2 separate regions of the Homo sapiens genome follow, and region 1 is linked to region 2. Evidence: chromatin contacts called from ENCODE Hi-C or POLR2A ChIA-PET data. All regions are on one chromosome and are shown on one strand. Each heading gives the region's core, a stretch centred on a gene start or an enhancer-like site at or near the end of the contact. The rest is flanking DNA. Distances are from core to core; before and after follow the strand shown.

Region 1 (3,943 bases), core at 840-3,339, 45 kb after region 2:
GGCTGAGGCGGGTGGATCACCTGAGGTCAGGAGTTCGAGACCAGCCTGACCAACATAGAGAAACCTCGTCTCTACTAAAAATACAAAATTAGCCAGGCTTGGTGGCGAATGCCTGTAATCCCAGCTACTCGGGAGGCTGAGGCAGGAGAATCGCTTGAACCCGGGAGGCAGAGGTTGCAGTGAGCCAAGATCGCACCACTGCACTCCAGCCTGGGCAACAAGAGCGAAACTCTGTCTCAAAAAAATTAAAAAATTAAAAAATTAACTCAAGAATAAAAAAGAATAAACGATTAACACACATATAGATAAATCTTGGAAACATTACGTTGAATAACAGAAGCCAGACATAAAAGACTACATACTATATAATTCCACTGACATGAAGTTCAAGAAAGACAAAAGCTAATCTATGGTGAAAGAAACAGAAAAATGGTGATAGAAAAAAAAAATTTTTTTTTTTTTAAGACAGGGTGTTGCTCTATCGCCCAGGCTGGAGAGCAGTGGCACCATCATGGCTCACTGTAGCCTCAACTTCAAAGGCTCAAGCCATCCTCCCACCTCAGCCTCCTGAATGGCTGGGACCACAGGCATGTGCCACCATGGCCCAGGTAGTTTCTTTTTTTTTGAGACGGAGTCTTGTTCTGTCGCCAGGCTGGAGATCTACGCTTATGATCTATGCATTATTTTATTATATCTTTAAGGATGTGGGGCTAAAAGGAAAAAGCATTTAAAGCTTTGAATTTTCTTGAGCCTGGTTTGGGTTGTTTCCATAGGTTTTAATATCAAGTACTGTTGTGATGGTTAATTTTATGTCAACTTGAGTGGGCTGAGGGATGCCCAGATACCTGGTAAAATATTTCTGCAAGAGACCAGCATTTGGATTAGCAGACAGAGTAAAGAAGATCCGCCCTCGCCAACGTGGGCAGACATCATCCAATCTGTCAAGGACCTGAATAGAACAAAAAGGCGGACAATGGGCGAATTCTCTCTCTCTTCTTAAGCTGAGACATCAATCTTCTCCTACCCTTAGACATCAGAGCTCCTGGTTCTCAGGCCTTCAGACTCCAGGACTTAATGCCAGTGTGCCCCTCACTCCCATGCCCACCAGTTCGCAGGCCTTTGTAGTCAGACTGAATCACACCACTAGCTTTCCTGATCTCCAGCCTGCTAACAGCATGTCGTGGGACTCCTTGGTCTCCATAATCACAGGAGCCAATTCTCATAATAAATTTCCTCTTAATATCTATATATATTATATTTGTTCTGTTTCTCTGGAGAACCCTAATAAAATTGTCATTTGTATTAACAGCTAAATCATCCGTAATTTATTTGGATTTTTTTAACCCAAGAATTTAGAAGAGTATTTTAATTGTCAAGTTTTTTGGTTGTTATTGATTTGACTTTTTTATTGAGTAACAGAATGAAGCACATTGGATGCTACTTTTGAAATATGCTAAGAGATTCTCTTTGTGGCCAAGTATATAATCAATTTGTTAATGTTCCACAGATATACAAGCAAAATGTGTATTCTGTGTCTCAATGATACAGAATTAAGCCTGTTAGTACTGTTATTCCAATACAAATCCTTTATAATAAAAAAGATTTATCCACTTGATTAGCTAAATGCTGAGAGACATGTTAAAATTCTTCTCTGTGACTGCAGTTTTATCAAATTCTCCTCATATTCCTAATAGTCTTTGCACTTTATGTATTTTGCTGCCAGAGTTCACTGCATAAACATTTGTGCCATTTTATCTTCATTGTGGACAGCAATACTCCTCTCAGCGCCAAATCCAAAAAAACCAGAAAAGGCATAAATAAATAAATGCATTCTACTGGTTGTGTTCAAAAACTAGTTGAGGAGCCCAATAGTGGACAAGCAACTACGAAAAACAGACAAAAGGCTGCAGAAGAAAGCCTCGCCAAGTGATAAAAGCCTTACGTGGGACACGCCAGGAGAATCTGCCACAGAAGCGTGGAAAAACGCTAGATAAGCTCCACATCTGGAGATAGCAGAAGCTTGAGGCAACCAGAAGGGTGATGTGTTGGGTACTGTGGCAAGAGCAGCCAGTTCTATTCAGTTTCCAGTGTTCTCCATGCCCTGCGCCCCCGCTTCCTCCTTCCTGTGGTGCTTGCTGTGTTGGTGTGAGATATATCCACATATGTAGTTGGAAAAGGGAAGAGTATTTTAACAGCTCTTTCAAATACTGTTGTTACTCTTCTCTGATGCTACACTAAAGCTCAACAAGTGGAAGTTTCTTCAAGTTTAGTTGTATTATGCAATCTGAAACCACAGCAATTTAAAGTTTTCTCTGTTAGATCTTGAGTCAGAAAGATAAAAAATTAAAAAAAAAAAAAAAAAAAGTAAAGGCCAGGTGCGGTGGCTCACGCCTGTAATCTCAGTTCATTGGGAGGCCGAGGCGGGCAGATCACGAGGTCAAGAGATCGAGACCATCCTGACCAACGTGGTGAAACCCCGTCTCTAGTAAAAATACAAAAATTAGCTGGACATGGTGGCGGGCACCTGTAATCCCAGCTACTCGGGAGGCTGAGGCAGGAGAATTGCTTGAACCCAGGAGGCGGAGGCTGCAGTGAGCCGAGATCGTGCCACTGCACTCCAGCCTGGCGACAGAGCAAGGCTGTGTCTCAAAAAAATATATAAAAAATAAATAAATAAATAAAAATAAAGTTTTCTCTGTCAAGTTAAAATCCGTTGGTCAGGGACTTTTGCTTCCACATAGGAAACAGAGGGCTATAAAGCACGGTTGCTCCTACCCTAACAAGAAAAGGCTGAATACACTACAAAATCTTATTTTTTTGAAACATATTGGAGGGCTGAAATCTCAAAGTAGCCAAGTAACCTGAAGATTAAAGATAGCCAGTCCCTGCAAGGAGGGAGGGGCAACAGGAACTGTCTCACCTGTGCACTGCTGCAACACAAGCAGGTGTGAAATCTAAGGAAGATTTAAAAGAACTGTCTACAGTGAACTGCAGGGCCTTGTATCTGTTTAACATGGGTAAGGACATTCGACAAAAAAGAACAAAAGAGGACACCAAATGCTGGTAATTTGAAAAGATCAATACAACTGATAAACCTCTAGCTAGACTGATCAATAAAAAGAGGACACATAATTACCAAAAGCAAGAATGAAAACGGGCTGGGCGTGGTGGCTTGTGCCTGTAATCCCAGAACTTTCGGAGGCCGAGGCGGGCAGACCACGAGGTCAGGAGTTCGAGACCAGCCTGACCAACATGGTGAAACCCTGTCTCTATTAAAAATACAAAAATTAGCTGGGCGTGGTGGTGGACTCCTGTAATCGCAGCTACTCGTGAGGATGAGGCAGGCGAACTGCTTGAACCCAGGAGCCTGGGCAACAGATAAAGACTCTGTCTCAAAAAATATATATAAAAAGAAAAGAAATAAACAACCTGAACAGTCCCGTATCTAGTAAATAAACTGAAACTGTAGTTTAAAACAGTAATATAAAAACCTTCTCAATTAGGAAAACTCCAGGCTAATATGGCTTTTACAGGTATATTCAATTAAACAGTTAAGAAACAGTACCAATTCTATATAAACTCTTCCAATAAAGAGAAAAGAAAGGAAAAGCTTCCACTTCATTTTATGAGGCCAGTATTATCCTGATACCAAACCAGACAGAAATTACTAAGAAAACTACTGACCAGTATCACTTGCAAAAACTCTAAACAAGGCCAGGAGCGGATCACGCCTGTAATCCCAGCACTTTCGGAGGCCGAGGCGGGCAGATCACCTGAGGTCACGAGCTGGAGACCAGCCTGACCAACATGGAGAAACCCCATCTCTACTAAAAACACAAAATTAGCTGGGCATGGTGGTGCATGCCTGTAATCCCAGCTACTCACTCACTGTCTGGATACTATAGCTGAAACTGGCCCATTCTGGATCTTCCACGTGAAGCCC
Region 2 (4,469 bases), core at 1,226-3,725:
TTCACTTTCTCCTCTTGGCTTCTCTGGGGACCCGCGATCACTGCCTTCAAGGCCATGCACTCCCTGGCCCGTGGGCCTCTTGGGCTGTGCCGCCTCCACTGGCATCTGAAGTGTGGGGTACCTAGGAACATGCCGTGGCTGCCGTCTCCCTCATTCCATACACTTCTTGAGTGGGTGCACTTGCTGAAGCCTCAGTTATCTGTGAGGATTCTGAGCTCCAGACCCACAGAATCTCTCTGTACTCTTAGTAAATGTGTCTACTGCAACACACGCATGGTTCCAGGCTCTGGGACCACCCCCCCGCCCTGCACAGGCCCCTCAAATAGCACTCGGCTTAAGGAGTGACACGAGCAATCGGTGAAGTCTGAAACCCGGAGCCATTCGAGATCTCCCTCTCTCGCCTCTTATTTCTAGAATTCAGCCCCTCAGCCTTCCCAGTGCCTGTGACTCCGTGGTGGTCCTCACTTCTTAGTCCCTGGACTGTTGAGCCTGTTCTTCCAGCTGGTCTCCAAAGCAACCCTGTGCTTCTCCATATGCCTGCCAGAGTGCTAAAAACATGTCTGTCATTCCTTTGTTGTCACCTGTGAAAAACTTTTATTTATTTGAGACAGGGTCTCTCTCTCTCTCTCTCGTCCAGGCTGGAGTTCAGTGGTGCAATCATAGCTCACTGTAGCCTTGAAGTCCTGGGCTCAAGCCTCAGCCTCCAAGTAGCTGGCACTGCAGGCACACACTACCACGCCTGGCTAATTTTTAAAAGTTTTTTGTAGAGACAGGGTCTCACTGTGTTGCCCAGGCAGTTCTCAAACTCCTGGGCTCAAGCAGTCCTCTTGCCTCAGCCTCCCAAAGTGCTGGGATTCCACGCATGAGCCATCTGCACCCGGCCATATGAAAAGCTAAAATTCCTTAGTGTGGCCACCAAGACCCTCCATGGTCTGCTACCTCAGCTGAACCCTCCTCCCCCGTGACCTACATTCCCACCTGGCCCAACCACCCTCCCTCACAACAGGTGGCGAGTCCAGCTTTCCCCAGCCTGCCTCCCTCTCATGCTGACCTGGCCTTGTCAGTTCAATTACACTTCCTTCCGTCCCTCACTACCACACTAAACCTCCTGAAGGCACCCAGAATTATTCCTAGCACATAGCAACTGCTCTTTGACTGTTGTTTGATCAATGAAGTAATAAAAAGAGAGCTGCTCTCTTTTCCTGCGAGATGGAGAATTTTAGTCCCAAGCGCCATCTGCCAGGCTGGCTAACCCAGGGCCGTGGCGGACAGTCCACAAAGAGTTCACTCTGACCCGGCCCCTGTGTGTCATTTTCCAGGATCTCCCTCTACACCTGGCGCCTCGCCTGCTGCCTGCTGGGACATGGCCTGGCCTGCTCAGCTGACCTGCTGCCACTTCTAGGCAGCCGTCATGTCACTTTGCTACAACTTCAAGCTAAGACAGGCAATGTTTTGGGAGATGAATCTGTTTTCTGACTGGCCAGGGATGTGCTGCAGTCCCCTCCCAGGCGCAGACTGGATACCTTCCAAGTACAACCTTGAAATGGAGCTCTGGGTAATTAATGCTGTCTCAGTAGTGTTATTAGTAATTGGTCTGCAGTGTATACCGAGAGCATGTGTCAAATATTCAGAAAAGCGTTTGTGGGTGGTCAGGGAGTTGTTTGAGACGGTGTCCTGCATTGAACAGACCTGCCTTTACGCTGGAGGATCCCTCAACAGCTCTGCCTGAAAACAGCCATGCATGCACAGGAGGAAAGGAACTTGATAGCCTTGTGGCCAGTTCTGTGGCCGCTTTATCAAACTAAAGCTTTTGCAAATGGCCATGCTTTAAAATTAGGAATTTCAGAACCCAGGGAAAGGTCGATTGGTGGCTAATGCCAATTCTAATGAAAAGTGGATTGGTTGTCACAAATGTAGACTAGCATCCTAAAGGCAAATAGGCGGCGACTCACAGGCTGACTGAAACACGTGTTCTCCGGGAAGCAGGGCCCCGAGTCTTCTCTGACACCCTCATTGCTGCACCTGCCCCTGTGCCCGCGGAGTCCATGCGGTGCAGCCTGGCACAAATGCAGCAGTCGCTGGGCGTCCCGAGGCCACATGGAGAACCTCCCGGCTGGCGGACTGCTCCCAGCTGCGACCATCGGGCCCTTGGCCTCTGCGAAGCCGGGGCCATTTATAAGATGACACTGAGGGAACTTTGGATTCAATTCTGAGGCATTCTTCGAGATGGACACTTGTAAATGAATGCAGGCGGTTTCCGGTGCCCCCTGGCGACGGTGCAGCCTTTCCCCCATCCGCGCTCCCTCCAGCTCCAGCCGTGCGCAGCCGGCCCCGGCCAAGTGGGGCTGCCGCCGAGTGCGCCCCCTCCCGGGACGCCCACCCTCGTGCCGGGGGGCGGTGCTGCGGCGGCGCGGGGCGGGCCGCGGGGGCGGGGACGCTGGGCGCAGGAGGCGCGGCCGGGAGCGCCGCGCGCCGGGAGCGGGGCGGCGGGCGCCGGGGCTGGCATGGCGTGGCCCTGTATCAGCCGCCTGTGCTGCCTGGCGCGGCGCTGGAACCAGCTGGACCGCTCCGACGTGGCGGTGCCGCTCACTCTGCACGGCTACTCGGACCTCGACAGCGAGGAGCCGGGCACGGGCGGCGCCGCCTCGCGCAGGGGCCAGCCTCCCGCGGGCGCCCGGGATTCCGGCCGGGACGTGCCGCTCACTCAGTACCAGCGGGACTTCGGCTTGTGGACCACGCCCGCCGGGCCCAAGGATCCGCCGCCGGGGCGCGGACCGGGGGCGGGCGGCCGCAGGGGCAAATCCTCCGCGCAGTCCTCCGCGCCACCTGCGCCCGGCGCCCGCGGGGTCTACGTGCTGCCCATCGGCGACGCGGACGCGGCTGCAGCAGTGACCACGTCGTACAGGTATGGGCTGGGTAGGGACCGCAACGAGTCCCCACCCTGTGGTGGGAGGACGCGGAGGCCCGGAGCCAGAGGGATGGGGTGGGCGGCAGAGCGGAGGCGCCTGGAGCCCGGATCCCACGCGACCTCGGAGCTGCCGGCGGCCTCAGAGGTCACCCCCGTTTGGTCCGTGGGCACTGCAGGCGGCGCCTTCGCTGCTCCATGCCCGGACTCAGTGCTCGAGCACCCCCGTGCCGGGAGCGCACCGCTGCCCTCGCAGCCGCCCTCCTGGGGGCAGCCGTCAGAATGGCCTGCCTTCAGCCGAGTTGGAACCGGCCTCCCTTTAACTCCCACCGCCGGGCCTAGCCGTGCGAGGGGTGCGCGCAGGCCATGTCCCCCAGCTCTCTCCGGTCACTGCCTAGTGTGCGGGCGTTGGTGGTGAGGACCGAGCGCAGGGTCCCGTGTGGGTGAGCCCTTCAGAGTCCCACTGTGACAGGGGCTTTCAGGGAGAACGGGTCCGCGGGCCCTCCCCACCTCCCAGCCCAGCTCTGCTCCTGGACAGCCGAGGGCTTTCTCCCTTTTTTCCTCTTACCACAAAAGTAATTCATACTGTAGAAAAATGGGAAAGTACAGAAATTACAACAAAATACGTATCTCCTTGATCCCTCCCCAGACGAGTTCTTTCTACTCCGTAATGTGCATTTGGTGCATATGCACTGATATATTTTTACGTGGTTAGATTCTTACTGTACACTTTTTTCACCAGTTGTAGAAGTCTGTCCGTGTTACTACATGTTCTGCAACATGAATTTTAATAAACGTGCAGTATTTTATCCTATGGATATGCCTTTATATCTTCAAGTTTTATTTATCTACTTCCTTACCATTGACTATTTAGGGTGTTTCTAATGTGGGACTATTAAAAGCACTACTTTTCCTTTGATGCAGCTATTTCACTACTAGGAATTTTCCCTACAGGTATCCTACAAGGTAGGGTGGGAGCTCAGGAGCGTAAGATAGGTGGAGACATTGTACAACAAACCCCTTGTCCTGCTGATGTAGGGAACTGGTTAATTATAGCACAGCCATGAAATGGGATACTGAAACCCAGCGGATCTTAAATATACGCATACCAAAAAAGCAAGGTGCCCAGCAGCACGTAGGCTATTTGTGTTTTAAAAAGGGGTATTAATATACACACATATGCTCAAATAAGCACAGGATGCCCTGATGGATGTCTGAGGAGATGGTACCGTTAGGGAGAGGAACTTGATAGGGACTGCCAGGGGTGGAAGGCTTTTCACTCTGCTCTTTTGAACGATTGCTTTTTTTGCCTTTGTAACATGTCCATGTATTGCCTATCTTTTTAACTTTTTTTTTTGGAGACGGAGTCTCGCTCTGTCACCCAGGCTGGAGTGCAGTGGTGCAATCTCGGCTCACTGCAATGTCTGCCTCCCTGGTTCCAGCAATTCTCCTGCCTCAGCCTCCCGAGTAGCTGGGATTACAGGCTTGTGCCACCATGCCCAGTTAATTTTTATTTTTATTTTTATTTTTGATTTTTTTCTTTTTTGAGACAGAGTCTCGCTCT

The links. Hi-C counts contacts between places; a loop is a spot of excess contacts on that map. ChIA-PET counts read pairs that join two places held with the same protein, here RNA polymerase II (POLR2A). Pooled maps may share reads with other maps.
Region 1: POLR2A ChIA-PET joins it to region 2 with 11 read pairs in Panc1. The contact joins the enhancer-like site here to the promoter of MAP6D1 in region 2. A Hi-C loop is called at or near these places in 1 of 37 single-sample maps with no recorded cell type and 1 of 50 pooled maps. POLR2A ChIA-PET finds 5 or more read pairs at or near these places in 9 of 52 experiments (AG04449, CD8-positive, alpha-beta memory T cell, H1 and 5 more).

Annotation. Positions count from the first base shown.
Region 1 is chr3:183,778,422-183,782,364 of GRCh38, reverse strand. All of the region lies in intron 19 of YEATS2 (YEATS domain containing 2), which reads right to left. Among named protein-coding and RNA genes, the nearest start is that of YEATS2-AS1, 30 kb to the left of the region's middle. Within about 2 kb of position 2,089, at least 2 of the 41 ENCODE cell types and tissues checked have a DNase peak (open chromatin) inside an H3K27ac peak, as active enhancers do.
Region 2 is chr3:183,823,583-183,828,051 of GRCh38, reverse strand. MAP6D1 (MAP6 domain containing 1) reads left to right here and starts at 2,475. Exons shown (of 3, transcript NM_024871.4): 1 at 2,475-2,905. The coding sequence starts at 2,505. It also overlaps a transcript of PARL not described here. RefSeq lists silencers at 2,268-2,617, 2,678-2,747, 2,768-2,897.